2 separate regions of the Mus musculus genome follow, and region 2 is linked to region 1. A link is a loop called in an ENCODE intact Hi-C map of the cell type or tissue named here. Cell type or tissue: heart. All regions are shown on one strand. Links, peaks and the distances in the headings refer to the core of each region. The heading gives the core; the rest is flanking DNA. Region 1 holds the start of Mark4 (MAP/microtubule affinity regulating kinase 4). Region 2 holds the start of Bloc1s3 (biogenesis of lysosomal organelles complex-1, subunit 3).

What was found. Peaks named below come from ENCODE experiments on the same cell type or tissue, not always from the same donor. Only the 100,000 strongest peaks of a DNase experiment are listed, where the experiment ranks them.
Region 2: it touches region 1 in a loop (2.5-fold over the local background); 11 of 42 quality-filtered maps call a loop at or near these places.

Annotation. Positions count from the first base shown.
Region 1 is chr7:19,449,435-19,465,125 of GRCm38, forward strand. Mark4 (MAP/microtubule affinity regulating kinase 4) reads right to left here and starts at 9,409. Exons shown (of 17, transcript NM_172279.2): 1 at 9,010-9,409; 2 at 2,122-2,322. The coding sequence starts at 9,060. It overlaps Exoc3l2 (exocyst complex component 3-like 2), which reads left to right and starts at 13,853. Exons shown (of 12, transcript NM_001370800.1): 1 at 13,853-13,919. It also overlaps the pseudogene Gm23099. In heart, for the core only: CTCF peaks have their summits at 8,881, 9,478 and 12,230 (motif pointing right); DNase peaks (open chromatin) are centred at 8,697, 9,327, 10,237 and 12,267; H3K4me3 peaks cover 3,135 bases; H3K27ac peaks cover 2,256 bases.
Region 2 is chr7:19,500,014-19,515,704 of GRCm38, forward strand. Bloc1s3 (biogenesis of lysosomal organelles complex-1, subunit 3) reads right to left here and starts at 8,357. Exons shown (of 2, transcript NM_177692.4): 1 at 8,292-8,357; 2 at 5,791-7,597. The coding sequence starts at 7,588. The coding sequence ends at 7,001. It overlaps Trappc6a (trafficking protein particle complex 6A), which reads left to right and starts at 8,657. Exons shown (of 6, transcript NM_025960.4): 1 at 8,657-8,819; 2 at 14,188-14,255; 3 at 14,409-14,526; 4 at 14,994-15,077; 5 at 15,191-15,284. The coding sequence starts at 8,736. In heart, for the core only: CTCF peaks have their summits at 6,516 (motif pointing right) and 8,758; DNase peaks (open chromatin) are centred at 3,856, 7,468, 8,348 and 8,648; H3K4me3 peaks cover 3,562 bases; H3K27ac peaks cover 3,256 bases.

The DNA of each region.
Region 1 (15,691 bases), core at 5,079-13,078:
ATGTGAGGAAGCACTGGAATAAATTGTGGAAAGAAAAACAACTCCGCATTCCTGGGAGGGGCCCAGCGCTGGAACCACGGCGACGATGCAGACGGTGCGGATGGTGCCGATTCCATCCCTGACACTATGTTTGAGATGGCGGGGTGGTGAGGTTGCTCAGAGGCAAAGGCCGCAAGCCTGACACCCTGAGTTTGAGCCTTGGAGCTGATGGGGTGAGAGGAGACGGGAAATGCTTGCAAATTGTCCTTTGACCTCTCTATATATGCACACTCCCAAAATAAATGAATGGAGAAAAATGGGAACAAAACGAGTTTTGATTTGAGCCTTAGTCAATCTAGCAAAATCCTATCTCAAAAAAGGAAAGGGTTTTCATTTGTATTTACACTGATGAGTAATAGCAGCCTGCCGTTCTGACTCTGAAGGTTTGTTTTGCTTTGATTTTTAAATGGACTGGAACTCACTAGATAGACCAAGCTGGCCTCTAAACTCACAAAGATCCTCCCACCTCCATCCTGAATGCTGGGATTAAAAGCATGTGCCACCATATCTAGTTCTTAAGAGTTCTGGGTTGTCTTGTGTTCCTGAGCACCAAACTCAAGCCCTTGTACAAGCCAGGGAGGAAACCCCTCTACCACTGAGCCACACCCCCAGCCTCTCCCTGGGGGATTCTAGGCACGCTCTGTACTGTAGACCTACTGCTTTTGTGGCCAAATAAATACAGAAAATATGGAATAGGTACCAGCGTGCTGCATACACGGAATCCAGAGTCAGGAAGCAGAGAGAAGAGGATGAGAGTCTGAGGCTACACAGTCAGACTTGTTTCTTAAAACACAAACAGGCTCTGGAGAGATGGCTCAGTGATTAAGAGCACTGGCTGCTCTTCCAGAGGACTTGGGTTCAATTCCCAGCATCCACATGGCAGCTCACACCTGTCTGTAGCTCCTATTTCAGGGCTTCTGACACACTCACACAGACACGGAAGCAAACACCAATGAATGTAAAATAAAAATAAATTATATTTAAAAAATTGGTTTAAAATAACAATCAAGGCATGGTGGCACCTTTAATCCCAGCATTCAGGAGGCAGAGGCAGGCAGATCTCTGGGTGTTCAAAAGCCAGCCTGGTCTGCCTGGCAATTTCCAGGTTTCCCAGCACTATATAGTGAGACCCTGTCTTACAACAACACAGCCACAAAACAAACAAACACCAAGCAAACATAGTATATTATATACATATATGAAACTATCAAATAACAAAATTAACCAGTAAAATAACTGTGGAAAGGAAGGAAGTGGGCAGGCTGGAGCTAAGGTAAACTACCTACTGTAAGCTCTAGGGACTAAGTTCTACCTCTCAGCACTCTTGTTAAGAAAGCTAGACATGGTCACAAGAGCTCAGAATCCAGCACTGGGATGGGAAGCAGGGCAGGGATGGAGATGCTGTGCTTGTTGCCCAGGCAACCTCGCTGAAGCCACAAGCTCCCATCACAAGAAGAGATGAACCCATCACAAGGCAAACCGGTGGAAACCAAAGACATCTGATGTCCTACTCTGGTCTCTCTCTCTCTCTCTCTCTCACCCAGTAAACAAACAAACAAAAAACACAATAAAAATACACAAAACCCAAAGAGGAAGGCAGGCAGGAAGGCAACACCGGTGACCTAGGACTTCCCAACAATTCAAGGACCCTCTAACTGGTTTTCTTTTCCTACTGGGACTATTCTGGAAAGTTGTGAGCACGCAGAGGATGGAGAGATGGCTCAGCACTTAAGCCTTCGAGCACTTTTCTATGGGACCGTGCTTGGTTCCCGGCACCCATGTCAGACAGCTCACAAGTGCCTGTTACAGCTCCAACACCTCTGAGGCCTTCTGGCCTCTGTGGGCACTGCAGGGAGATCTCTGAGACTGAGGCCGGCCTGATCTAGAGAGCAAGCTCTAGGGAAGCGAGGGCTACACAGAGATTATGTATCAAAACCACCTCTAAGTTCTGAGCAAGTTGGGTAATTTTCTGAGGTAAAAAGGCCAGCCAGGTCTACCCTTGACCTCACATCACATCTTGCCTCGTGATCTCCCGCCTCCCCCCCGGCCACAAACCTCAGCCCCTCGGTCACTCCCACTCACCTCCCGGCCCGTGAGGATATGCCGAGCCAGCTTGACTTTGGCGAAGTTGCCCTTCCCGATGGTCCTTAGCAGCCTATAGTTGCCCACATGGGGTTGTTCCTCAGGGCAGGAAGCGATAGAGTTCCGGCAACGGGCACCCAGGGAACGGCTGGACCAGGACGGCCCTTTGTCCGAAGATCGTCCACTGCCCAATGTGCCATGCTGTGTGGAGAGAAACATGTGAGCCACCCCTGTCCCTTCCCACTGCAGTGACACCCTGGGGCCAGGGTGGCTCTCTGGAGCTCTGGCCACTGTGCCCTAGAGTCCTTTTGCAAACTTGGGCCAAGGAATGGGCATCCTTTAGGTCCGCCTCATCCCACAAAGGTCTCCCACAGGGGCTGCCGCTGCCTTGGGTCCCTTCCTAACACCAAATAAACCAGGCGTGGCTCACACTTGTAAATCGAGGCAGGGGGATCAGGAGCATAAGACCGTCCTCCACCACACAGAGTTCCAGCCTGGGCTACAGAGCAAGCTACTCCTTTTCTCTCCTTGAGACAGGCCCTTTTGAAGCCCAGGTTGGCTTTGAACTGACTGTGTAGCTGAGGGCAGCCTTAACACTCCACCTTCTTGGCTCCACTTCTCAATAGCTGGGATGATAACTGTGGACCACACTGGGCTCCACATCGTCCAGTCTCAAGGAGAACCAAGGGCTGGGGAACATTCTTGGTGGTGGGTGGAGCACTTGGCTCCTTGGCACAAGACTCAGGGTTCTGTCCCCAGTTTCTGTCCCTAGCAGTACACACAATGGGGACCTCTGAGATGGACCACCAAGGTCTCAGATGTGCCTGTCTGCCAGCATCTCCAGGCCACATTCTTCTTTAGAATGCTGACCTCAACCTTCAGTGAGTGTCACCCTTCATGCAGGTCCAATACCCCATCCTGGTGAGCACAAATCCCAACACGCTGGCTCATCTGCCGATGCCCTGGGCCAGCCCCAAATCTAATTTTCTTAGGGTGGGCTAATGGGCAGGGTAGGAAAGGGTCTCAAGTAGCGCAGGCTGCCCTCAAACTTAATATGTAGCTAAGGATAACCTTGAACTCCTGATACCCCCACACTGGCCAACCCAATGTTGGGATTTCAGGCCTGTGTCACACCTGGCCTTCCAGCCCCTCAACTTTACTTCCTGTGCACATGTGCCTCCTCATGCCCAGCTGGCCATCTCGACATCTTACAGTGGTCTCCTCAATACCAACGTCCCAGTTTTGCATGGTTTGAAAATGTTACAGTGCAGTTTAGCAATGTTTTTCCTTTTATTGAGTTTTGGCTTTTTGTTTTGTTTGTTTGTTTGTTTGTTTGTTTGCTTGTTTTTTAGACAGGGCCTTATGTAGCCCAGGCTGGCCTTGAATTTAACATGTAACAGAAGATGGCCTTAACCTCCCTGTCATTAGTCTTCCTCTATTTCAGCACGTTGTTAATCTCCTGTGGTGTCCTATTTATTGACAGATTTACTTAGTTTTTTTTTTTTTTTTTTTTTTGGTTTTTCGAGACAGGGTTTCTCTGTATAGCCCTGGCTGTCCTGGAACTCACTCTGTAGACCAGGCTGGCCTCGAACTTAGAAATCCACCTGCCTCTGCCTCCCAAGTGCTGGGATTAAAGGCGTGCGCCACCACGCCCAGCTTCTTAGTTTTAATGTTTAGATTCTGATCTCACTCTGGAGCCCAAGCTGGGCCAGAATATGTAACAATTCTCCTGCCTCAGCCTCGCAAGGCTGGACTCACATGTATGTCAGGATTTATGTCACAGATGAGACAGGATCTCATGTAGCCCAGGCTGGCCCTGGATTCCTCATACTCCTGCCTCAGTCTCCCAAGTGCAAAAATGGCAGGTCTGCGCCACCATGCCCAGCTTGACCCTAATTTGGAACCACCCTCATCGGCTCACGTTTACAGGGGAAGAAAGAAACAGAGCTTGGGAGCTGCCACACCTGGGAGCTTCTGGGAGGTCTTAGATCATACGCCAAGGATTGGGGGGCACTGTTCGCACATCACCATTGCCCCAGATTCACCAGCAAACAGCAGAACTCTTTATCCAGCCCTGTCCTCTCGCCCCGGCCACTCTGTCCACCTCTCCACGAAACACTGTTTCGTCCTGACAGTGACACGCGACCGGCCCTGCCATCTCCCACGCCATCAACTCCTCTGTTCCTGCTGGCCTGTCCCTCCTCAGCCTCCCCAATGAGGTGACCTGCACAGGCCAGCTGCCCTGTCCTGATTGGGACCCTCCAGGGACTGGGCCTTCCTTTCTTGGCTGCAGCTCTGAGAGCCAGAGGCTCTGGTTGATCTCCCTCCGTGTCCTCCTCATGGCTGAGGAAAAACAGGACACATGACAGGGAGGAAGGGAGAAGGCTGGACAGTCAGCGAACCAAGGCCTGGGCTACCTGTGGCAAGGAAGCTGTGCCAGGCCGTCCCACAGCCTGCGCCACCATGCCCAGCTTGGTGACCTGCATTTCACAAGCATGGAAAGCCAAAAAAAGCCTTATTCTACAGGCAGGGGAAACTGAGGCATAGAGCTGAGATCTGAACGCAGCCATTTCAGCAAACAGACATTCCTTGTAAGTATCACACCGGACTGACTTCATGCTTCTACACCTGTTTCTGTCTTCTTGTTTTTGTTTTTTGTTTTTTTTTGGTTTTTCGAGACAGGGTTTCTCTGTGTAGCCATGGCTGTCCTGAAACTCACTCTGTAGACCAGGCTGGCCCCTGCCTCTCCTCCCAAGTGCTGGGATCGGTGGTGTCTTTTTTATGTGCAGTTCTCGCATACTAGAGAAATGCTCCTCCACTAAGCCATGCCCCAGCCCCTCATTGAGGGATTCTAGGCAGGGGCTCCTCCACTGAGCCACACCCCCCAGACCCTCACTGGGGGATTCTAGGCAGGGGCTCTACCACTGAGCCACGCCCCCAGCCCCTCCCTGGGGAATTCTAGGCAGGGGCTCCACCACTGAGCCATGCCCCCAGCTCCTCACTGGGGGATTCTAGGCAGGGGCTCCACCACTGAGCCACGCCCCCAGCCCCTCACTGGGGGATTCTAGGCAGGGGCTCCACCACTGAGCCACGTCCCCAGCCCCTCACTGGGAGATTCTAGGCAGGGGCTGTATCACTGCATTATGCCTCCAATACCCACTTCTTTTTTGTATATGTATGCGTGTGCAGGTATGCTCACCTATAGAGGTCAAATGTTAGTTTTGGGCATTTTCCTCTATTACCCTCCACTGAAACACACCCTCTTCACTGAACCCAGAGATTGCCATGTCAGCTAGACAGGCTGGTCCCAAGCGCCTGTTATCAGCCTATCTCTAATTGCCCCACCCCCCACCCAATGCTGGGGTTACAGGCATGTTCCGCCATGCCCAGCTTTTACGTGGGTGCTGGAATCTGAACCCAGGTCTTCATACTGGCACAGTAAGCACTTTTTACCCAGTGAGCTGTCTCCCAGTCCCACCTCCCAGCCCTCACTTTAATTTGAATTTTGAGATAAGGTCTTGAAAACTTGAAATCCTCCTGCCTCAGTTTCCCAAGTAGCTGAGCTCACTGCCTTCCACTCCACCACCCCTGCTTGCCATGCAGCTTTCACGCAGAGGATGATACCATCGGCCAGGTCTTGTATAAACTGGCCCCTCACCTACACTCAGCTCCCAACAGAGCCCAGTGAGGAAGGTCCTGAACCCCTGCAGACGAGGGAGAAAGAAAGGCTGAGATAGATAGGTGCCAGCCGCATGCACCCAGCTTCCTCACAAGGACATGGCCACCAGGCATGGCATCCCAGCTACTTGGGAAGCAGAGACAACCTTAAATTCAAGGTCTGTCTGAACAATGGAGTGGGTTCAAGGACAGCCTGAGCAACTCAGGGAGATGCTGCCTCAGAGACAAGTAAAAGAACTGATGACTTGTTAATTAGGGGCTGGGGCGTGGCTCAGTGGTAGAGCCCCTGCCTAGAATCCCCAGTGAGGGGCTGGGGGCGTGGCTCAGTGGTAGAGCCCCTGCCTAGAATCCCCAGTGAGGGGCTGGGGGCGTGGCTCAGTGGTAGAGCCCCTGCCTAGAATCCCCCAGTGAGGGGCTGGGGGTGTGGCTCAGTGGTAGAGCCCCTGCCTAGAATCTCCCAGTGAGGGTCTGGGGGCATGGCTCAGTGGTAGAGCCCCTGCCTAGCATGTGGGAAACCTTGGCTTTAACTCTCAGTACTGTGCTGTGGATACTGTGGGCAGATCCCCGGCCTATGGTATGGCCCCTTGCCCAGCCAATAAAAAGAATAAGATTACCCAAGACTGGTACTCTACCCCTCACCTGTCCCCGGCTTATGACACTTGTTCCCCAGCTCCTGTGGGTCCAGCCACAGTGACCATTCTCAAGCCCAGACTTGGAAGGTTTCCCCAAGGCTCAAGCAGGGAAAGCCCTTCAGGCTCCTGAGTGTTGATCCTCCCAGATGCCACCACCGCAGCTCATGGCTCAGGGCCCGGGGAGCAGCAGGCGGGTGGTAGAGATGGGAAGATAAGGTCTCTGATCCCTGCTGAGTTAGGAGCCTGGAGAAGAACCCCTGTTGGGTGTTGCCAGGGGGCTCCCTCAGATGCAGGAAGGCACTCCACTGAAGGCTGCATGGCTGAGGGACCCCTGCAAGGGTGTAGCTGGGGCAGGGGATGACACAACCCCCAGGGGTCAGGGGCAGAAGCTAAAATTGGCCTGCACTACCAGCTGGCCCGGATCCGGATCCCTCCAGACGGACAGACGACTGGTGCCTGAACACCACACCGTGCCTGTTGCTAGGGAACACAAGGAAGCTGGCCCTGGTCTCCGCAGCTCTAGAAGTTGGTGTAGAAGAATGTGACCCTATGTGGGTATCACCCAGTAAGCAGGTAGCAGGGAGGGGTCTGCAAACTCAGACTACAGAAAGAGACTGACGTCACCCCAGACAAGACAAAAGTTATCTTCATAGGCTGGAGTCAGGGGACAGAACTACCCATCTCAGTACCCCCACCACACCCCAACAATCTTAGGAACGCAGGGAAGAGGCTCAGAGAGGCGAGGTCACTGGCCTGAGGTCACACAGTAGTGTGATGTGAATCTGAGTTTATTTGAATAATGAAGGTAGTGATAATCACAACATGTGACCTGAAGAAGTCCCTGTCAGGGAGGTGTCCCCATCAACCCACTTACAAGGAAACTGAGGCTGGAGCAGACTCTGGGAGCTTGCCTGACAACTAATGACAGCTGTAGTTGGGAACACACCGCCTTCTGACTCAGACCCACAGTCATGCCAGCAACCGAAAGCCATGAGCGCCGCCTATGTACCATCCATCCTTCACCCACATGTCTCCGGTAATTCTTTGCGGGACTCAAGTTGTTACCCCCCACCCCTCCAACACACACATACTTTCCAAGGCCGGAATCAGGCTCAGAGAAGGGGAGCCAATAGCCTGAAGACACAATGCAATCTGGCACATGGAGGCAGCATTCGAACCCAAGACTCTGGAACCATGTACCTCTCTGGCCTGGTTGAAACCTCCAACTTGAAACCTAAGCCAACAGGGGAGAGGGGCAGAGGGGGCGTTATCTGATATCTACCATATGCATTAGAAACACAGATAAAGGCCTAAGGCTGTACTCGAGAGACAGAGGTAGGTGGATCTTGATGAGTTCAAGGCTAGCCTGGTCTACCTAGAGGAACTCTTGTCCAAAAACAGAAAGTGTGTGGCCGGGCTCTGCGCTGAAGGTGGTGAGAGGGTGGCGGGTGGAGGAGCCGGCATAAGGGAAAAGGAATCGGTAAGCTGACTTTTAGACACCTGGAAAGCTGTCAGAATTACAGGAAATGCAGGGGAGGGGAGCAGGGTCCTTCGGCTGTGAGGGGAGGAAGACCCTGGCATGGGAACCAGAGGATCTGGGCTCAGTAAACTCCCAGATGTCAGGGCTAAAGGCCCAGGCAGGGCAGAGTAAAGGGAGAGGGGAAGGCTTAGGGCCTGTGGAGGGCAGAAAGCTGAGGAGGGGGGGTTTCTTCCAGAAAGCCCAACATCCAGCAAGGAAAGGGGGCTCGAGTTAGCAGGGGGTGTGAGGAGGGGGTGAGGAGGTGAGACTGGGGAGAGCCTCAGGAGGCGACCAGAGTCAGCCTAGTCTGGGGCCTGGAACCCTAGTCTTGGATGGGAGGAAGCCCGCAGGGTTGGAAGCCAAGGCTTCCCTTAGAAAGACTGGACGGGTCCCACCAAGGGGACCCCAGAGGCGACTAGGATCCAAGGACAGGGCAACCTGGCACAGCAGGGTCAGGCCAGGGAGTGGAGACACCTTGAAGGAAGCGGGCAGGGCCCTGCGCCCAGGTGCCGTTTGGCTTCCTGGGGGAGGCAGCTAGCAGGAGCCCAGGCGGAGCTGGGGACTGGCCAGGGGTAGCAGGGGAAACCAGCACCCCAACTCGGCAAGAAGCAGGGAGGACAACAGGGCCAGACTGGGTCGAGCCTTGAGGGGGGAGGGGGGAGACAGGGCTGCGCTTCGGGGAACAGGGGCCCGTGCCATCCGGGAAGAGTCGAGGCCAAGCTGCGGGCGAGCGGGCGAGCGGGGGACAGCCGGGGCAGCCGAGGAAGGGAGGGGCTGCCGGCGGGCAGGGGAGGGGGCTTCCTGGAGGGAAGAGACCGGGCGGAAGCGTTCTGCAGAGGGACCGGAGAAGAGTCCAAAGACAGGGGCGCCCCTAGGGGTCGGGCTGGGCTGGGGCTGTGGGGAGGAGGGAGCAGAGAGGCCTCAAAGTCATGGGAAGCGTTGGTCTGGGCTGTGGAGCCCGGAAAGGAGTCGAGACTGGCGGGGTCAGTGGTCCGGGAGGGCGAGGGGTTCTATGGCTGGACTCAGGCAGGGCTCCCCAAGGGGCTGGGCCCCACTCACCGTGTCCGAGTTTCGATCGTTGCCCGGGGCCAGCGCCGTCCTCGAAGACATCTTCTCTGGGGTCCCAGAAGGGAAAGGGACAGGGGCGGCCGGGCGGGGGGGGTGGGGATCCCGGGGTCCCCTCTCTTCCCCTCCCCCCCCCCAGCCGACCTGGGGACGCGAGCTCAAAAGCTGGGCGCCGTGGACGCCCGAGTCCTCGCAGAGCGAGAGCAAGAGAGGGCAGGACGGGGGAGGGGAGAAGACACCGAGGGTCCTAGTGGCCCCGTGCAAGGGGAACCCGGGGCGCCATCTGGGCGGCGGGCAGGCGGGAGGGTGCACGGGCGGGGGCCGGGGAGGGGGCGCGGAGCCGGCCCGGGGCGGCGGCGGAGGGAGGCGACCAAGGGGCCGGGGAGGAAGGGACGTCAGGGGGAGGGGCGGGAGGGGCGGGGTCCGTTTAAACTCCGCCCCCTGCCGCCGGCCCTTAAAGGTACAGGCCTGGGCTGGCTCCGGGGTTCTGGAGGCGGAGGCAGGTCTGGGCGTGCGGGTCTCCAGCAAGTTCTCACAGGAGACTCGGAGTCACGGGCAGAGAGTTGCTGAGGAGAGAGCAGAGGGAGATGTTGAGAGATGGGAAAGGGGACACACAGACACGAGGTAGGAAGAAGCAGAGTCACAAAGAGGGACAGAGAAGCCAAGGACAGAGACAAAGGGACGGACAGAAAGGGGACAGAGACAGGGAGACACAGAGGCACTCAGACACACAGAGACTGAGAGACAGAGACACAGATACAAAGACAGAGAGGAGAGAGGAGAGAGAATCATATGCCAAGGCGGAGGGAGGGAACGAAAGAGACAAAGAGAAACTCCAGGACTGGAAGACTGCCGAGGACAGGAATAAAGGAGAAGCAGCAAGAAAGGAGAGAGAGAGAGAGAGAGAGAGAGAGAGAGAGAGAGAGAGAGAGAGAGAGAGAGAGAGAGAGAGAGAGAGAGAGAGACAGAGAGAGACAGAGAGAGAGAACTGTGTACCTGTCATTCGGACCCTCAGGAGGTTGAGATAATGGATTGCTGTGAGTTCAAGACCATACACAACAAGACCCTGTCTCAGAAAACAAAAGCCAAAATTGAAGCCAGTCCCTGGGTTCAAGGACATCCTGAACTTCAGCCCCTGGTGGGGTAAGGGTAGATAACCCGCAGCCCCGGCTGGTCTCACTTTCTCAGTCTGTACAATGAAGGAGAGAGAGCCTCAGTTGCCTCTCTGGCTAGCTGGAAGCCCAGACAGGTGTTGACTTGCAGGGGCAAACAGACTGGAGGGGGAGGGGAGAGGGCTGTGCTGAGAACACACAGTGCCTTGTGTGTGTGTGTGTGTGTAGGGAGTGCATCACCCTGGTCCAGAGCCCATTGTCTTGCTGTCTTAGAAATTCTCCCTGAGCCTCAGTTTCCCTTTGTGAAAATTAGACGTTGCAGGCATAGTGGTCCTGGAAGGACTGAAGTTCTAGATCATCCTTAAGTACATAGTGAGTCCAAGACTAGCCTGGTCTACATGAGACCCTGCCAGACAGAATGAAAGCCAAAAGAGACAGAGGTTAACAGACATGTGCTAGCTAGCTCAAGCAAGCTGATCATAGGACTAGCTATTAAGCACGAACATTTTTAAAAGTTAAATTATGCAAACATGTAATTAAGCAAATTGTATTAAAAATTGGCAGGGGGAGGGGGTGGGTGCTGGAGAAATGGCTCAGCAGTTAGGAACACTGGCTACTCTTCCAGAGGACCTGGGTTCAGTTCCCAGCCCTCCCCACCCCCCACACACACATACATGGTGGCTCACAACCATCTGTAACTGCAGGTCTATGGGACCTGACACCCTCTTCTGGCTTCCCCAGTGACTATGTGCATGTACACACACACACACACACACACACACACACACACACACACGAGGCAGAACACCCAAAAACATAAGTAAACATAAAAGCTATAAAAGTAAAGAAAAGGCCCAAAGTGAGAGTAAGTGTGGCAGAGCTCAGATTATTTATTATACTTGAACAATTTATTAATTTTGGGGAGCAGGGCATGTGTGTGATGGTGAGGGAACAGGTTTTGGAAGTCAACTGTCTCCTCTCTCTGTGGGTCCCCAGGATCAAACTTGGGTCACCAGCCTCAAAGGCAAGAGCCTTCACCCCACCTCCGCAGCCAACCCTATGCATTAATTGATTTGAGACTGGTTATCATGTAACCCAGGCCTCCTGGAAGCTCTCCTATTGAGGTTGGCCTTGATCCTCCTGCCTCCACCTCAGGGAGGGCTGAGACTGCAGGTGTGAGCACCACACCCAGTTGTCTCTGGTTCTGGGAATTGTTTGTTTTTCTTTTGTTTTAACTGGAGAACACAGACTCCTCTACCACAGATTATGCAGTCACTTCCACAGTGGGGAAACTGAGGGCTCAACAATCCAGAGAACCCTGGCCCTGAGAAATCCACCTTTTTGATCACTCTAACTCCCCTGCCAAGTAAGTGTTTTTTGAGACAGGGTGTCATTCTGTAACCCAGACTGACCTTGGACTTCAGGCCAACCTCTTGTCTCAGCTCCCCAAATACTGAACTTGTTTATGTGAGATCCTTGGTGTGGTCTCACCTCCAACTTTCAATCCGCCTGTCTCAGACTCACAAGTGCTAAGGAATTTGAAACCCCCCCTCTCCTCTCCTCTCTCTCTCTCTTTCCTTTTTTTTTTTTTTTTTTTTTTTTTTGGAGACAGAGTTTCTCTGTGTAGCCATGGCTGTCCTGGAACTCAGTCTGTAGACCAGACTGGCCTCGAACTCAGAAATCTGCCTGCCTCTGCCTCCCGAGTGCTGGGATTAAAGGCATGCGCCACCACGCCCGGCGAACCCTCATCTCTTAACTGCAGTGATTTCTTTTTTCTCAGTAATAGTACAGTCAAGGTGTAACTTTAAACCACAGTGCATGTGTAGATAAAATGCTTCAAACCAGGCTGATAACATGTCTGGCATCCCAGCATTTGGGAGGCAGAGGTAAGCAGACCTCTAAGTTTGAGGCCAGCCTGGTCAACAGTTTTATTAGAGTAGCCTTGGCTGTATAGTGAGACCCTGCTTAAAAAAATAAACAAATTAACGTGGGATCTAGAAAATATTAAGGGAAGAGCTCTGAGTGTGTTTCTAGGAGCTTTGTAGGGTAAGAAAGGGTCCCTGAAGTGGAATGGTCCCGCTCTGACAGCTGCAGTACTCACATACACCACCAGGGGGCAGATGGTTGCCTTTCTACTTACTCAGGGTCTTTCTGTTCCCCTTTCCAATGAAACTTCATTTCCAAGGGGTGGAGACTGAGGCTTACAAAGTGTATGGAGCTTGAAAATGTTACATTTCGTAAAAGGAACCAGAAACAAAAGGTCACACCGAGCAATATAGTTCCTACGAAATGTTCAAAAGCGGGAGACTTAGTGGAGAAACCAAGAACCCTGGATTCCTGGCTTCCTGGGACTTTGGAAAGGAGAAGCGGGGGGGTGGGGGGGGGTGGGGGGGTGGGGGTGGGGGGACACTGCTGTAGCCCATGAGTTCGCTTCAAGGAGACCGAGATGTTCTGGAATCGGATGTTAGCACTTTCTGCTGCAACCCTGGGAGTGCATAAAGATCCATTAAACCGAAAGGCATAAAAGTATGAATGTGAAGCTGGAGAACGGAACTGAGCAGTGGTTAGGAGCACTGGCTGCTTCTGCAGTGGACCAGGGTTCAATTCTCAGCAACCACGGGGCAGTGGACAACCACCCAACTCCAGTTCCAGGGGATCTGTCTCCTTCTAGTGGGCTTGGGCACTGCATGCACGCAATACTTGTAGTCACTCACAAACATAAATAAATAAATAATACACTTAAAAAAAAGTCAGATCTGCTGCACCTTCATTGGAGTGGGCGGGTTGGGGAATCTGTAAAGGATTGACTGGGAAGTAGTATCATGGCAGAGCACATGACCATCGTGCACAGGGCCCTGAGTTCAATTCCCCGGCACCCCCAACACATACATGCAAAGAAGAGTCAGGCAAGGTGGCCTAAGCCTTCAATCCCAGCACTTGGGAGGCAGGATCTTTGTGAGTTCTAGGCCAGCCTGGGCTACATAATGAGGCCCCGTCTCAAAAGGAGAAAAAAGGAGAGCATGCACGTGCAGTTGAGTCTATCATCTGATGGAAGGTGCTCTGTGGTTATGATACAATACAGCTAGGTCCCTGGGAGACTGGCCCACAGTGGGGGACAGAGGCAGAGGAGTGATAGAATCTTGCTATGAGTCACTGGCTGTTCTGGAATTCATTCTGTAGACCAGGCTGGCCTCAGAGATGCCACCTACCTCAGCTTCCCCAGTGCTGGGATTAAAGGCATGAGCCACCACCGCCCCACTGGCCGAGAGCTACATTTTAAAAGCCATGACAGGGCTACCCCACTGGGTCCTCAATCCAGCCTCTGGGACCAGTGGAGTTTCCTTTGAATCCTGTCCCCCAGCAGAGGATACAAGAGGAACACATGCTCCCTTGAGACCCTATCCACACCTCCATTACTCCAGAGCTCAGCTGTGGGCCCCTGTCCAGCTCAGGGTGTCTCCCCTGGGCACACAGGATGATGTTGTTACCTTGGGAGGCGTGAAAAGCAGGCAGGAGGGCGGGCGGATTCCGGCAAAGCTGGGAGGGGGGGTAAGGGCGGGGAGAGGGGTCTGTGGCCCTTGTCACAGCAGGGCCCAACCACAGCCTGGCCTAGAAGGGCAGACAGATAATGGGGCCTTCCAGCCCCTGGCCCCAGAGAGGGAGGGGCTTCCTGACAGGAAATTGTCCTCCTCCAACCCCCCCCCCCCTAGATCCAAGCTCTCAGCAGTCCTGGCCCAAGTAGTCTGGGGACTGGACAGCAAGAGGGGACAGAAGGACAGGCACAGACAGAAGGTGAGTGTCGGGGTGAAGAAAGCATGCCCCCAACTTCTTCCAAAGATGGGACACCTCATCAGAACCCAGAACTCTGGAGGCAGGAGGGCTGGGTGAGCAGATGCAGGCTGAAGGCTGGGTTTGGTGAGTGCTGCGGTGAAGCGGCGGCGGCAGGGACTGGGGCTCTGGGATCCAGAGAGGTAGGAAGGACTTGTAGAGATGGGGTCCACTCCTGGCTGAGGGAGATGGGGATGTTAGGTCTAATGCACTCTGACACTCTGACACTGGATGGGGACACCCCCGTGGGGTGGGCAGCCAGTGCCTGGCTGCCTCCAGTGAGGAGGGTTGCAGCTACCAGAAAGCCACACACACACACACACACACACACACACACACACACACACACACACACACACAGGCTCCTCACACCTGCAGGGCCAGCACTAAGGAGCGGAGGCTGAGGCAGGAGGCTGGCCGGTTTGAACAAGCTTGGATTAGGGATTGAGACTCTGTCTCCATTAATTAATTAATTAACTAATTAATTAATTAATTAAATAGAAAGGAAGGGCTATCAAGATGGCTCAGCAGGTAGATGCTTGCTGCCCTGAAGAGCTGGATCCAGTCACTGTGACCCACAAGGCAGAGAGGACCGACGATTGCAAGTTCACATCTGAACCCCACATACCGACCATGGCTTGTGTGCCCACATACAAAATTAATTAATTAATTAAAATAAAGAGAGAGAGAGAGAGTGATCAAGAGAGGCTAGGATAGGATATGAAGGCTGCCCCGGCTGGTGATGCTGATGTCAGAGTCAGGCTCAAGGATGTGTAACCTAAAAGGATCAGTTTTCGAACATGGACCTTAGGACTTTTTTTTTTTTTAATAATTTTTCAGCTAGGCAGTGGTGGTGCACACTTTAATCCCAGCTCTCAAGAGGCAGAGGTGAGTGGATCTGTGAGTTCAGGGCTAGCCTGGTCTACAGAGTGAGTTCCAGAACACTGAAGGTTACAAGAGAAACTCTGTCTAGAAAAACTAAGAAAACAAAATTCCCACAGAGTCTCACGTTGCTCAGTCTGGTGTCAAATTTCTATATACCCAAAGACTATACTGACGCTCTGGTCCTGCCCTCCCTCTCCCCAGTGTGTGGATTGCAGCCCTGCATGGCTGCTGGGGTGGGAAGCCAGGGTTTCTTGCAAGCCAGACAAGTACTCTACCAACTGAGCCTCGTCCCCTGCCTTGGCTTTTGATGTTTTGATCTCACGTGACTCAGGTTGACCTCCGGAGTTGCCAGGATTAAAGGCATAATCTTCGCATTTAGAGATTGTCTGTATACGGGGTCTCACTTGAAACCTGGGCCTCAAAAATCTCAAAAGCATGTGGTCCTCCGGCCCCAGCCTCCGGGGACTGGGATTACAGGAGGCTGCGCCACCACACCCGGCTCCATGCTGGGGGCTTGGGGGTGTCAGGAATTCTGAGGAGGAGGGTTTGGGGAAAGGCTGGCAGCGAGGAAGAGGAGGAGGGGCCTGGAGAGGGAAACGCTGGTGGCCTAGACATCCTGCAGAAGCGGGAGGCTGGGGGCTTGCTCTAGGCTCGGAAGTGAGTCAGGGGCCTGGGCACCGGGAGGCAGTGGAGGGCGTTGGAGAGGGCAGGATGTCGGAGCCAGGTTGCAGAGGGAGGTGTCGGAGCCAGGAAAGGGAAGGGGGGGGAGGTTTGGGGTAAATGCTGCTGCCAGTTTGGGAGTATGCTGGGAATATGTTGGGAACAGTTTGATGGGTACCAGAGCCAGCTCT
Region 2 (15,691 bases), core at 3,834-11,833, 49 kb after region 1:
TGCCATTATCTAAAGACACACCACGGGGGCTGGCGAGATGGCTCAGTGGGTAAGAGCACTGACTGCTTCTTTCGAAGGTACAGAGTTCAAATCCCAGAAACCACATAGTGGCTCACAACCACTCGTAATGAGATCTGACTCCCTCTTCTGGCAAGTCTGAAGACAGCTATAGTGTACTTATGTATAATAATAAATCTTTAAAAAAAAAAAAAAAGACACACCAGAAGAGGGCATCAGATCCCATTACTGATGGTTGTGAGCCATCACGTGGTTGCTGGGACTTGAACTCAGGACCTCTGGAAGAGCAGTCAGTGCTCTTAACTGCTGAGTCATCTTTCCAGCCCCAGCCTTCCTGTTTTGATCTAGAGTATTCCCCAATTTCCTATATGAGGGGGTGGGGGTGGGTATGTCACTGTTTAAACGCACAGAACCCTAACGACACTCCCTGAGCCCTACAGCACACAGTTGGAAGGAGGGCTAGCCCACCTCTCAGCTCTGGGAGGTATGCTTGAATTGAGGACTTTGATGACCCATACCCAGCTGAGGCTGGCCTCGAACCTTTCAAGTGTGGGGATCATAAGCATGAACTTCAGTGCCTGGCTTTGGCTCTGTTTTGTGTTTCACTTACTTATTCATTCCCTATAGGCTGCGGTCAGAGATGATTTCCTGTGGCCAGGTCTCTTCATCACGTGGGTCCCAGGCATCAAACCCTCAGCATCAGGTCTGGCTGTGCCTTTACCCATCAATGCTGCCCCCACCAAGCCTGTCTCACCCCCTTCCCCCGCTGTAGGAGCCCCCCCATTGAGCTGTCTCAGCCCCCCTTCTCACCCCACAAAAGGTCTCCCAGCCCCATCTACCCTTCTCAACTCCCCCTCCCCCACTCAAGTCATCTCAAACCCTCCTCCAACCCCTCCACCACACCCTCCACCAAACCATCTCAACACCCCTTCCCCCTCAGCCCTCAGCAGTATCATACCTCCCACCCCACCAAGCTGTCTCTTCCCCCCCAAGCAAGCCCTCTCCCCCACTGAGCCATCTCACCCCGTGCCCCCCACTTCCTATTTTCTTTCTCATTTAGTTTTATATAATTTTTTTTAAAACTTCCTTTTTGACCTCTGGGCTGTTTACTTCCCAAATACTTGCGGTGTTTTGAAATATCCTCTTGGTTTTGATTTCCGCTCTGGTAAGAGAAAATACTTCATGATATTGCAATCTTATAGAGCGTATGTAGAGCCATGGCTTGCTTTTTTTTTTTCTGTCTCTCGGTCTTCCAAATTTGGCCTTTAAATATTTGTGTTACATTTTCTTTTTGTTTGTTTGTTTGCATGTGTGCATGCGTGCATGCACATGTAGAGCAAAGGTCAGAGAGCAAGAGTCGGTTCTCAGCTTCCGCCATGTGGGACCCGAGGACTCAACTCAGGCCCGAGTGCTGGCAGGCACCTTTACTTAGAGAACCATCTCGATAACCCAATTAAAGCAGGAGACAAAATAGGATATTCAGACATACCGAAGGTTCAGGAACATATCCGCAGCTACAGCCCGTGGAATGCCACAGGAAGGCCTAGGGCAGGAGGAAAAAGCTACCAGATGGGAATGGGGGAGCCCAAGACACGGCAACCCAGTGAAGAAACACAAACCATATTCAGTCTTCCAATTACTTAATCTCTTTTATACAAGATTGATTATTTACTGAGAAACTCACGCCTGTTACCCAGCACTCAGGTGCTGAGGCAGGGTCAAGAGGGAGATGTCCTTGAGGGAGGCCCCGAGTCAGAGAACAGAGACTGTGGCCTCCATGTCCTGAGGTTCCCCTGCTCTGTGTGAGTCACTGCTATGTCCCTGTGGGTCATCTCTGATCAGTCACAGATGGAGCACCTAGAAGGTCAGAACCAAGGCCCTAGGGGGTGAGTCATAGCGTGAGGACCTGAGTTTGACTCCTCCCAGGAACCCACATAAAGTCAGGCCCAGGGCATCCGCATCCCTGAGGAGTGAGGAATACTGTGGTGGTGAGACCTGAGAATCCCCAGAGACTTTTGGCTCAGCTAACCTGATGTCCGCAGCAGCAAACTAGAGACCCTGTCGAAAACAAGGTAGAAATCAAGAACCAACACCCAAGGTTGTCTTCTGCTCTCTATCCACGCACTGTGGCACAAGAAGAGTACATACACAATCACTCACACACACACACACACACACACACACACACACACACCACACACACACTATACACACTCACACACATAAACACACATATATGCACAAACACACACATACACACAAACACATACATATAGCAACACACAAGCACACACATACACACAGACACAGAGACAATAGCACATACAGAAACAGGATACATACATAGACACAAACACACACACACTAATCTTTTAAAAAAATAGACAGAGCCGGGCGTGGTGGTGCACGCCTTTAATCCCAGCACTCGGGAGGCAGAGGCAGGCAGATTTCTGAGTTCGAGGCCAGCCTGGTCTACAAAGTGAGTGCCAGGACAGCCAGGGCTATACAGAGAAACCCTGTCTCGAAAAACAAAACAAAAACAAAAACAAAAACAAAAAACAGACAGTTGTGTAGTTGTCTCCAGCTGCTGCTCTCAGTGCACTCAGTAAAATGATTTTAAAAGACAATGTATCCTCCTAGGGCTGGAGAGACGACTCAGCAATTAAGAGCACTGGCTGCTCTTCCAAAGGACACTGGTTTGAGTCCCACCATGACCATAGACGTTCACAACCTCTGTAACACCAGTCTCAGGGGATCTGATATCCTTTTCTGGTCTCCTCAGGCATCAGGCATGCATGTGGAACACACACACACTCACAAAACACCACACAGAGAACATTTTAAAAACTAAAATAAGGCTGGGTATGGTTGTGCCACCTCGAAACCTACCACTCAGGAGGAAAAGGCAGGTAGATCTCTAAGTTCCACGCTAGCCTGGTCTACATATTGAGTTCCAGGATAGCCAGGGCTACTCAGAGAAACCCTGTCTCAAAAACAAACAAACAAACAAACATAGGCCGGGCATGGTGTTGCATGCCTTTAATCCCAGCACTCGGGAGGCAGAGGCAGGTGGATTTCTGAGTTCGAGGCCAGCCTGGTCTACAGAGTGAGTTCCAGGACAGCCAGGGCTATACAGACAAATCCTGCATCAGAAAAAAAAAAAATATATATATATATATATATATATATATGCATGTAGATGGAGTATATACACATCGTTATGTTATGTATGCATGTGATATGTGATATATATATATATATGTGTGTGTGTGTGTGTGTGTGTGTGTGTGTATGATGTAATAAAAATAAAACAAACCAAGACTTGTGGTGGCACAGCACAGGTCTATAATTCCAGAAAACAGGCGTAAATGACAAGGATCTAAAGGTTCTCCCCAGGGAGTTCCTGGCCAGCCTGGGATACATGAGACCCTGCCCTCGCCCCCTCCAAAATATATTCCAATAAAAATTTAGATCATCCACAAGCTCCAGGTGGCAGTACTGTCTCCCACCCTGGGTAAGTAATTTTTGAAAAAATGGAACCAGAGACTCTGAAGGGTCAGAACTAGGCTCAAGGTAAACGGATTTTCCCACAGGCAACAACAGTGTGTCTTCTCTGGATTTCCAACAGAGGGCAGCAGAGAGCCAGGGAGCAGCTGGGAACTTTAATATCACCTGGTCCTGGCTTAATCACACCCTGGAATCTACAGACATGCCTAGGGTGCTTGCTGTGTTCACTGTGCAAGCGAGGCATGCTGGGTCACTGAAGCCACCCAAGGAAGATCAACTCAGAGACACTGTGCCCACGCAGGAGATTGGCATGGGGCTGCCACCTGCACAGATGGGGCTACCTCGGGGCCTCTGATAGAAGATCTCCAAGTACCAGAGGAAGTTGGCAAGCATTTTGAGCAGAAGGGATAGAAGTGGGAGGGTTTGGGCTCTCAACCCCACCCCTGTCCCCACCTAGTACTACCCCTAACCTGTAGCCCCAGCTACATTCCTGCACTGATAAGGGGTTCTGCCTGTGGCCTGGATCCACGCAGGTCCTCACCCTGTCCAGCCTCAACCTCTGTATGTGCGTGTGTGCATGTGGATGTCAGGGCTGGCTGCTGAGTGTCCTCTTCTGTTACCCTGCACTGCCTTGCTGTTTTGAGATGGGGGTCCCACTGAATTGGACACTTGCCTTTTCTGCTAGGCTGGTTGGCCAGCAAGCTCTCAGGATCTTCCTGTCTCTGTCACCCCCAATTTGGGTTCCAGGCATGCGCAGCTGTGCCTGCCTTTGTTCTTGGGGATTGGACCCCAGCTTCACCTGTGTCCAAAGCAAGAGCTCTTAGCCACTGAACCATTTTCTCAGGACCCTCACCTTTGTTCTTGACCAACCGAGTACCCTGGGTTTTGTCTATCTCCCAGAGGGATGGGTCACGCCCATAATCAATCCAGCACTAGGAATGCAGGAGGACTGTTGAGGCATTTATTGTCATGACGGAAAGTGGATGCAGGGAGGAATGTCTGGGAAGGAAAGCTTACTGGCTACATCCTCCAGGCCTTTAGGAACCTTGTTAAAAATGGAGATCTGTCTTGTGCCTACTTGACCACAGGTCACAGCCTTTACGAGTGGAGGGGCTTGGGCGTTCCCCTTACATGACTGATGGTCACAAATCTATGGGGGTGGGGCTGCTGCTAGTGACAGGCCTGGTGCCCTGGAGCAGGTAAACCTCCTTAGGTCCCTTCAGGCTCTCCTCGGCTTCTAGCCTTAGCTCAGCCGGGGACCATGGTACCTTTCAAGGTCCCATGCTTTATGGAGCAAGAGTGTGGGGTTAAGAGCAGGAGCAGCCCTACTGGAAGGTATGCATGCAGTAGGGATGGCTTGTGTGTGGCTGTGTACATGGAGCCCCCTCTCTGTCCTTTCTTGGTCTGTGTACATCTACCCAGTCCCTGACACAGGTGGAGTTAGGGCAGAGTTGTAAACAAGTGCTTGTGAAGAGTGGCTGGACCCTCAGGTGAGGTGGCACAGCCTCCTTATACCCCCTTCTTCTAGGGAACTCAAAGGTCAACAAGTCCTTTCTGTGGTGGCCTTGTGCCAGCGGCACAGCAGAGCTTCGGGAGAGGACAGCCTTGCACATCACCTGTCACATACAGGCCCTTACATGCACATACACAGCTCCTGACATCTGCAGACAGATCTGCACATCCAGGCACACCTGAGCCCACAATACAGTCACACCTGCATGCATGCAGACACACCTGTTTATACACAGGAAGCTCTACACACATGCAAGCACACGTGCTTACACACACACATGGACACACCTGAACATATAGGCACACCTGTATACAGCACACATACTGGGTAAACATACCTGCAAGCACACACATATGTGCACACAATTTTTTTCCTTTTTTAAAACTGAGACAGGATTTCTCTGGGTAGCCCTGGCTGTTCTGGAACTTGCTCTACAGACCAAGCTGGCCTCAAGCTCAGATCTGCCTGCCTCTGCCCAGCCAGTGCTGGGACTGAGGTGTGTGCCACCACTGCCTGACATGCACCAGTTACATGTTTTGTTTTTGAGGAGGGGAGGGGTTTGGTTGGATTTTTTTGAGGTTTTGTTTTGTTTTTTGAGCTGAGGACCAAACCCAGGGCCTTGCACTTGCTAGGCAAGAGCTGTAACCCTGAGCTAAATCCCCAATCTCCACGCCTAATTACCAATAAAAACCCTGACTCTAGTTGATGTAAAAACAAAATAGCATATCAGCTGATAGTTAGAATCAAGAGGGTAAATTTTTTAATAATTTATTTATTATATATAAGTACATTGTAGCTGTCTTCAGACACACCAGAAGAGGGCATCAGATCTCAATACAGATGGTTGTGAGCCACCATGTGGTTTCTGGGGTTTGAACTCAGGACCTCTACTTTCCAGCCCCACCCCACCCCCCACCCTGGGTAAATTTTTAAAGGGGACACAGGCATCTAAGAATGTTCTAGTTTGACCGGGCAGTGGTGGCACACGCCTTTAATCCCAGCACTTGGGAGGCAGAAGCAGGTGAATTTCTGAGTTTGAGGCCAGCCTGGTCTACAAAGTGAGTTCCAGGACAGCCAGGACTACACAGAGAAACCCTGTCTCAAAAAACAAAACAAAAACAAAACAAACAAACAAAGAATGTGCTTGTTTGTTTCTTTTGAAGCAGGGTGGTCCTAGGAATTGAACCCAGGGCCGCCCACACTAAGCGTACACGACACCACTGAGCTACAGTCTCACCCCACCACCCGAGCTCCCTTCCACATAAGGTCACTGAATCCTCATTAAGACAGAGACAAAAGGAGTGGCCAAAAAGACACCCAAAGAGCCAAACCCAAAGAGGCAAAAAGAACCTGTTATCCTCGAGGCCCATAGAGGTCAGAATCCAAGTCCTTTTAGCATCCAGAAAGAGACACAGTGAGTGGTAGATTTGTATTTGTGGTGTCATGTCTCTATAGCGATCAAAACACCAGGAGGCGCTGCCCCTGACACAAAGGCCTAAGAATTAGGGTTACTACCCAGGCCCTAGGTTGGTCTGCATTTGGCCACAGCGGTCGGTAAGAGGGATATGTGTAAGAGGAAGGTATCCTCGGGTCAGGAGTGATCATCATTTAGGGATGTAAACTAGAGAGACACCACTACCCCCCAAAGCCTAAATTCAGAAAGGCTCAACAAAAGAAAGCAAACCTCTGGCTTTGCCCAAGAGTAAAGCTGAATTTAGGAAACAGGACCAGAATGGATAGGGGCTAAGCTACTTGATAGCCACAGAACCTGGGTTGGGGAGCCCGGAATTGTGCTAAGAATATCAAAGAAGATGCGAGGATTCGGCTTCTGTCGGCATTGATCAAATGCTACCACGCATTGGAGGCCTCGGTGATCCAGGAACAAAAACAGAGTCAGATGCCACAGGTGGTACGAATGTTCACCAAGAGGCAGAGTCAGGTGGGGGGACACAGAGTGACAGCCTAGGCTCTAGGTCCCGGGTCCTGCTCGGGCTCCATACCAGGGACCCCTCGTATGTCCGGCAGCAAGCGACAGCCAGCCACGATATCCAGGCGCTCGGCGAGCGCGCAGAGGTCCCCGCGCGCCAGGCGCACGCTGTGGGCGGCTGCCAGCCCGGTGGCCTGAGCAGCCGCCAGCCTCCCCGCCAGGGCGGCCACATCGCGACCCGCACGGCGGTACACGCCGCTCACCGCAGCCGCTACGTCGTGGTCCAGGCGCGTCTGGCTCTCAGCCAACCGGAGCTGCAGCAGCGAGCGCGCAGGCGCCATGGCAGGGGTCTCCTCCGTGCCCCAAGTCTCCGCCGGATCGCGCTGCACCACGAGCGGGGGCAGGTCGACCGGCACAACCGTGGGCTCGGGCTCAGGCTCCGAGTCGGTCTCCGCCGCCTCCCCGGCCACACGCAGCCCCGTGGGACGGCCGCGCGTAGGGCCCGAGGGACCCAGGTATAGTTCCTCCTCGGACGAGGATGCAGACAGCTCCGAGTCGGTCTCCGCAGCTTCCCCAGGTACCACTGTCCCCGGCCTTCTCCGCCGACCCTGGGATGACTCCATGGCACGGAGCTGGAGAAGAGGAATTGAGCGGACGTGAGGTCCCGAGTCCCAGCCCCTTCACCGCCATCCCCAGCGAGTCCTGACTTGGGCCTCAGTTTCCTCGTGTACACATGGGTTGGAATTGTGCACCTCTGTATCATTTGTGTGCACACCGGGGACATCAAGGACCGTCCAGGCAAAGCCTTAGAACTAGGTCACACGAGATGGCTCAGCTGGGAAAAGGCACTTGCAATCAAACCTGACGCCAAGAGTTCGAACCCAGGGACCCACATGGTGGAAGAAGCGAACTGAGGCCCGTACAGTTGTCCTCTGAGCTCTACACGCGTGCTAGAGACGCACGCGTATATATACATTAACTAATATAAAATAATAATAATGACTTTAATTCCCAGCACCGGAGGAGAGGCAGGAAGATCTCTGTGAGTTCGAGATCAGCCTGATCCTCAATAGTGCCAGGCCATCCAACATTACATACATAGTGAGAACTTGTCTCAAAATAATACTGACAATAATAAAGTAAGTTTTAAAAGCTTTGTAACCAAGAGTTCCCAGAGTCCCACCAGCACAGGCCACACCCTCCACTGTCCTCCTGGCCAGCGAGCACTTGGCCGCAATAGGCACCAGGGCAAACAGAAAGGACAGCCGCCCGAGGGGACCCTTAACAAGAGCCACCGACACCAGAGTCCCGGAAGGAAGGCCATACCGGGTCTCCGAGGCTCCGAGCCCAAGGGGTCCGCTGCCTGGCGGAAGTGAGCCGGTCTCTCGCAGCGTCACGTGAGCCGAGTTATGGCCAATAGGAAAGCGGTTAGACAAGTCGCTTCCGTAGTGTGGGTTTATTTATTTATTTGCTTATGTATTTAGGAAAATTCCGTTTGACGCGTAAATTTATTTTTTTTAATCTTGGACCCTCACAGGAATCAGAGACTCAGCCAATTGGATGTCCGAAGACTCGGGAGCAGGGAGGGAAGCGAAGAAAGGGCGGAAGATGTTAACAGCGCGGCCAAGGAAGGGGCTCGGTGGACCCGCCTCCTGGCTTTCAAGAAGCAGGCGGAGCTAAATAGGATCACCAATCAGATCGGGCCTACCTCCCGAGCTGACCAATGGGAGCCGGAAGCGTTGGCCAGGCGTGAGGGTCGCGAGGCGGCGTATGGCGGACGCGGTGCTATTCGAGTTTCTGCACACCGAGATGGTGGCGGAGCTGTGGGCCCCGGACCCGGACCCAGGCTCGGGGGTGAGCGGCACGCCGTGGCCTCGGGGTGGAGAAGTGGGGTGTGATCGAGCCTTATGGCAGGTCATTGCTGAGGCGGAGCGAGATGACTTGGGTCAAGGCGCTCAGTTCTAGGCCTCGTCCTGGGGCGCCGTTGATAATTAGGGTAATTGGCTGTTATTGGGCTCAGATGAGGGCTCGCCTCACCACCCACTTAGTATGCAACTCAACATCTTTAATCTTCCTATCCTTCCGTTTCCTCCTTAGAAAATGCACCCTCAACCATACCCGGTCTCATCTGTCCCCTCTGCCTGTGTGCTGGATAAAGTGCGTGCTGATCGCGCTACACCCCAGCACACAGTGAGTTTTTTAGTATGGATTTGCCCCTGTAATGAGTAAAGACCCCACCCGGTAATGTGGAAGGTGGCGCTGGGATCACTGAAATATTGTAATCAATAATAGTTACCACCACTTATGTGTTCCTTTGTGCCTTCCTGTGTGTCATACTCCCATCCACCTCCCATTGTCTTCCTTCTCATCCTAGGGAGGTCATGAAGAAGCTGCTTTGTGCAGAGGCACATGCTCTGGGAAGGAGGGAGCCTGCTTCCTCTCTGCTCTGTGTCACCTTGACTCTAATAAAGAGATTAAAATAGCTTTCTGTGAGCCTGCACAGATATGAGCTTGCCCAGGGCTCTCCTCGTAGCTCCTAACTGCTGCCACCGACTGTGTCCGTACTGGGGGCCCTACAGCTGAGGTAATAGAGTTAGTGGGAGTGTGGCCCGATCATCAGGTCTCAGGAGCCTCCCTGATTTTTTGGGAGGGTGGGGGTGGGGGGGTTCGAAACAGGGTTTCTCTGTGTAGCCCTGGCTGTCCTGGAACTCACTCTGTAGACCAGGCTAGCCTCAACTCAGAAATTCACCTGCCTCTGCCTCCCAAGTGCTGGGATTAAAGGCGTGTGCCACCACGCCCGGCTGCCTCCCTGATTTTATAGGCTACATGGCAGTTTGAACTTCCATGACTGTGTGGGAGTTCAAGACCTGCTGCAGAGACTGCTCTGCTCTCTCTTTTCTTCCCTGAGTATCCCTACGCCAACCCGACTCTTGAAGCAGGTTTTCACTGTATGACCCAAGCTGGCTTCTGGTGATCCTCCTGCCTCTGCCTGAAAAGTACTAGGATTATGGGCCCTCCCGTGTCTGGTTTGCACATTGCGCCTCCAGTGTGGTACAGTCAGCCTCTGCATCCCAGAGTGCTGCATCAGTGGTGGCGCACGCCTTTAATCCCAGCACTTGGGAGGCAGAGGCAGGCGGATTTTTGAGTTTGAGGCCAGCCTAGTCTATAGAGTGAATTCCAGGACAGCCAGGGCTATACAGAGAAACCGTGTCTTAAAAAAAAAAAAAAAAAAAAACAACAAAGGATATCTCATCTCACTTATATACTGTTCCACTCTCACACATGCGATCCTGCTGCCTGCACTTCCCAAGGGCTGGAATTGGATGCAGAGATGTCGTTTTAGTTAATTTAGTTAATTAATACGTCTCTAGTGATTATTTACAAACTTTAAAATTTTTTTCTAAACAGTATGGTATAACTATATAGTAATTACATTGTATTAGCATTATAATCATCTAGAAAGGATTTATAGTCTATAAGAAAGCTAGGGTTTGGCTCAGCAGTGCAGCTCCTGCCTAGAATCCCCCAGTGAGGGGCTGGGGTTGTAGTTCAGTGGTAGAGCCCCTGCCTAGAATCCTTCAGTGAGGAGTTGTGGGTGTGGCTCAGCAAAATAGCACCTGCTTAGAATGGCACAGGGATGAGCTAGGTTTTATCCTTAACACAACAAAATAAAGCAAGATCTGTGGGAGAATGTGTGTGGGCTATTATGTAAACACTTCATTTCATAAAAGGACTTTTGCAATTTTACCTGTAGAGGTCAAGTGCTCAGGTCTTTAGAACAACACCTGAGGCAAATGACTTGTCTTGGATTTTCAGGACTGGGGTTTTGGAATCTTCACAGGCCCCGGGGAGAATCAAAAAAATATACTCAGCCCCTCGCCTCCAGAATTCGTCCCTGGGTAGAGGCCTGCCTGACCCAACTGATCGTTGCTTTTTTTTTTTTTTTTTCTTTTCGAGACAGGGCTTCTCTTGTGTAGCCCTGGCTGTCCTGGAACTCACTCTGTAGACCAGGCTGGCCTAGAACTCAGAAATCCGCCTGCCTCTGCCTCCTGAGTGCTAGGATTAAAGGCGTGCGCCAACACTGCCTGGCCCTGATCTTTGCTTTTTATTGTATGTCACATGTCCCAGCACAGATCACATTTCTCCCAGCATGCTCTCTTTATATATTGCCTGGTTTTCCCACCCATGATCACGTGATCATGATCCTACCGGTCAGCCCTAGAAACAGAGTGACTGGCCACTCTGCTCTTAGGGGTCAGTAGGGTCCCTGCTTTGTCTCCTCCAGGAATATAAGAGACTCAAAATATCCAAGAACCTTTGGAGGCTCTGCTGTCCCCATGTCAGTAAGATGTCTGGGGTAGGGGCTTCTTCCTCTGCCCACCGTCCCTGCCTTCCCCCCCCCTGCATTCTATTGTCCTCTCACCCCTGACCCTGCCACTCCAGTCCTTTCAGGTCAGCAGATACTTAATTGATCCTTGCCCAGGGACAGGCAGAGGGAGGCCAGCACTGACCTCAGCTGTGTCTCTGTCACCATCACTGTGAGGAGGTAGTGCCCGTGTGGGAAAGTGAGGCCGCTGTATCCAGGTCACAGTCCAGGATGTCCACCCCAGGGAGTGTTGAGTCTGTGGAAGGAGACTTGAGCTTCTGACGACCCTTCAGGCCCCTCTGCTCTCTTGGCTGGCACCTTCTGTGTCTCTGTCACTGTTGTGTTAAATATTTAATATTAATTGGGGGTTCCAGATAGAAGACACTTTTATATTTATAATAAGCCTTAGTCAGCACAAGAGCTGGGCAGACATCTACCCTCTTGCAGTAGAACTTCTGGGGAACATTGAAACAGCTTGAGCCACGGAGAGTTGGACTTTCCTTGTTTGTCACAGTAGGGAACATGGACACAGGCGATAGAGCTTTGTGATAGAGCTGGTGTGAACTCTGAGGGAAGCAGTGGCCCCCAGGTACCCCAGGCTCGCCCAACGCCAGGCAATTCTAGGTTCTAGATCCTTGGAACACAGCCACCTCCTTAATGGGGTTCTTTCTCCAGCTAATGGTGTCACGTTGGCCAGGGGTTGTCACCTGCTCTGATGGACACAGATGCTGTACAGAGTATCACAATAAGACAAAGTGATTTATGGCTTGACTTCCCCTGAGGATCCCAAGGGACAGGGCTGCCTTCCTTTTGCACACAAAGAAACTAAGACACGGGGCTGGTGAGATGGCTCAGTGGGTAAGAGCACCCGACTGCTCTTCCGAAGGTCCAGAGTTCAAATCCCAGCAACCACATGGTGGCTCACAACCATCTGTAACAAGATCTGACGCCCTCTTCTGGAGTGTCTGAAGACAGCTACAGTGTACTTACATATAATAAATAAATAAATCTTTAAAAAAAAAAGAAAAAAAAAAAAAAAAAAAGAAACTAAGACACAGACATTTAGTCCCACCCCATCTTGCTGATGGACTCGCTACATGTGGGAAGTATCAGGGTGTATCTCAACCCAAGCACTCAGAACACTAGATAACACCAGCACAAAGCGACTGATTCAACAGGGGTTTCCCAGGTGCTGCCCTGTAAGTCATGTGGGGGGTGGGGGTGTGCCCGCGTGCGTGCACTTGCATCCTTGTCTGTCTTCTTCACATGATCTACCATCAAAGCCAGCCCCTTCCTCCTCCACAGCCCCCCTCACCATCTTCCTAGGGGAAGCCTCGTCTCTGCCTGTTTGGGAGAGGCCTGGCTCCTCAGTGATGTGAGGACTTTGATTACATTCATTTATTTTGTAGGGAATGGGCCACAGCATGAATGTGAAGGTCAGGGGCAGCTTGTTGTCAATGAGGCAGGGTTTCTCTGTGTAGCCCTGGCTGTCCTGGAACTCACTCTGTAGACCAGGCTGGTCTCAAACTCAGAACCATCTGCTCTGCGTCCTGGGTGCTGGAATTAAAGGCGTGCGCCACCACACGTGGCCAGAGGACTACTTCTGATGGTCACTTCTCTCCTACCGTGTGAGACCCCAGAATGCAACTTGGGTCTTCAGGCTTGGGAGCTAACATCTTTACCACTGAGCCATTTTGCCGGCTTGCTTTGACTTTTTTTTTTTTTAATTTTATTTTTTTCAAGACAGAGTTTCTGTATTTTGAAGTTCTAGCTGTCCTGGAACTCACTATGTAGACCAAGCTGGCCTTAGTAGTCCATCCATCCCAGAGTGCTGGGAGGTCTCAGTTTGTCGTCCCCGCTGGCTTCCAGTTTGTGATTTATCTGCCTCAGCCCCCTAAGCACAGCACTCAAGGGCCTGCACCACTTTGTGGCTTACACCTTGATTTGAAATGTAGATGCCTTTCACCCAGCCCCCCCCCCCTGAGCTGGCATTTCCTTTGAACTTGGTGTGCCGATGCTGGACTGAATGCAAGGTCTCGGGTGTACTACTAGGTGAATCCCTTACTATTGAACCCCTTTCTGCCATTGTGTGAGACAGAGCCCAGCCTGGCTTCCGCTCACTCTGGTTGACCACATGCCCCGGGTCCTCCCACCTCCGACTCCCTGATGTTGGGATTATAGGGATAGCCTAGAGTCTTGTGATTTTTTTTTTTTTTTTTAAAGATACGTTTTGGCCTTGTTGCCCATGCTGGCCACAAATACTCTCTGTAGTTAGGCACCCATGATCTTCCTTCCGCAGCCTCCCAGAGAGTGGCAATGGCAGGTGACAGGTCTGCCTGCAGTGGCACTAGGCAGCTTCTTTTTTTTTTTTTTTTTTTAATTTTTTCGAAACAGGGCATTTTGTAGACCAGGCTGGCCTCAAACTCAGAAATCAGCCTGCCTCTGCCTCCCAAGTGCTGGGATTAAAGGTGTGTGCCACCACTGCCCGGCACTAGACAGCTTCTTAACCCTTCTGAAGTCCAGCTGGCCTTAGTTGTCGATCCACCCCCCTCACTCCTCCCCACCCCACCCCCACTGTCCAATCCTCTACCCCCTGCCACTGCCTCCAGGCTGAAGGCAAAGGGCATTCCTAGGTGAACTTGGCAGCTGGACCCCAATCTCACAGGGACAGCATGGGGTTGGGACAGGCAAAAGGGACTGGGCTGAGGGACTCAGCCTTCAACCTGGGCAGGAGAGCAGCACTGCCTCCAGGGATCTGATAGAAGGATCTGGAAGCTGAGCTTTCCTGGCCCAGAGAACCGAGCATGGGGAAGAGGCCTGTGTGGCCTCCTGAGCCTCCCTTTCTTGGCCTTCCAGGGAAAGAGGAGGAGCCTGTCCGTCCTGGAGGGCCTGGGCTTCCGCGTGGGCCAGGCTCTGGGTGAGAGGTGAGAGCCAGCCCCACCTGCCTTCCTCTGCTGCTTGGGAGAGTGGGCAGACCTGACGTTGGGGTTCCTGCTGACAAGACCAAGGGTGGGGAAGATTTCACGGGCCCACGCATGTACCGTGTGGGCCAGGCTTTGTTCCGCATCCTCATGCAGGCTGCCCCTGGAGACACCGGCCTTTAGGGAGGAGTTAGATGCCCTCAAGTTCCTGTGCAGAGATCTGTGGGCCGCCATGTTCCAGAAGCACATGGACGGACTCCGCACCAACCACCAGGTGGGTGTGCGAGCCCAGCTCCGGCACCTGGCTTCCAGCTTAGGGGCACTGGAACCTCCACAAGGGCCCACTGGGGACGTAGGAGGCAAGAACCCTAGACTGACATTAGCACCTACCCTTCTCCTTGGAGCCCCTAAGGGAGGACAGGACTGCAGTGGGTGGCAGGGCTGTTTCTTCAACTTCAGCCTGCCCCTCAGGAGTGACCCCTGCACAGTCAGCTAGTGGGCTCGACCAGGCAAGTCCCAGTAGTCCCCACTGAATACCCACACTGTGCTCATTCCCGCCACCACATCAAGAGCCAGAGATTGGGCCTCTCCCAGCACCTTACCAGGCAGGGACGGCTTCCTAATGCCACATGGCCCACATGCCAATGACAGGGTGTTCCACATGCGCCCAAAGGATTGAATGCTGGGTTTGTGGGTATACTGGGGTCCTTCCCTGCCCTCTGGCTCTTTTTTTGTTGCCAGGGGACCTATGTGCTGCAGGACAACAGCTTCCCCCTCCTTGTCACCATGGGCTCGGGGCCACAGTATCTAGAGGAAGCCCCCAAGGTATTGGGTGAGGGACGGGACATGCCCATCTACCCACCCCTGCTAGGCCGCTCGTGGGGCTGGGGCCTGGCTTCCCTCTTCTCACAGTGTTCTGTCCCCCACCCCCACCCCAGTTCCTGGCCTTCACCTGCGGCCTTCTGTGCGGCGCCCTCCATACACTGGGCTTCCAGAGCCTGGTCACCGCCTCCGTGGCATCCCTGCCCGCCTGTAAGTTACTGGGGGGGGGGGTTGTTTCCCTTAAATGTGGTGTAGGCTTTGGGGCTTCCGCATCCTTGGCCCCTCATCAGTGCTGGGAAGGGGAGCAAGATTACCAAGCTGTATGTGACATGAAATTTGAGGCCCAGAGACAGGTAACATGAATGGAATCATATGCCCAGCCTGCATCCCTGAGGTACCTCTAAGAGAAGAAGTGGGCATAAGACCCAGTGGGACATCTCATACCCTGGCCAGGTTCCTGATGGCTTGGAACGGTGGACTTGGCACCCGTCTGCTATTATCTTGACCCCATAGGGCACTGCTGGGCTTAGATGATGACTCCTGCCACTGTGAGGAGCTGGACTCAATGGGCAAGACATGTCAGGAGCTTGGGCTAGCCCTCCTGCCTCTGGGCTCCC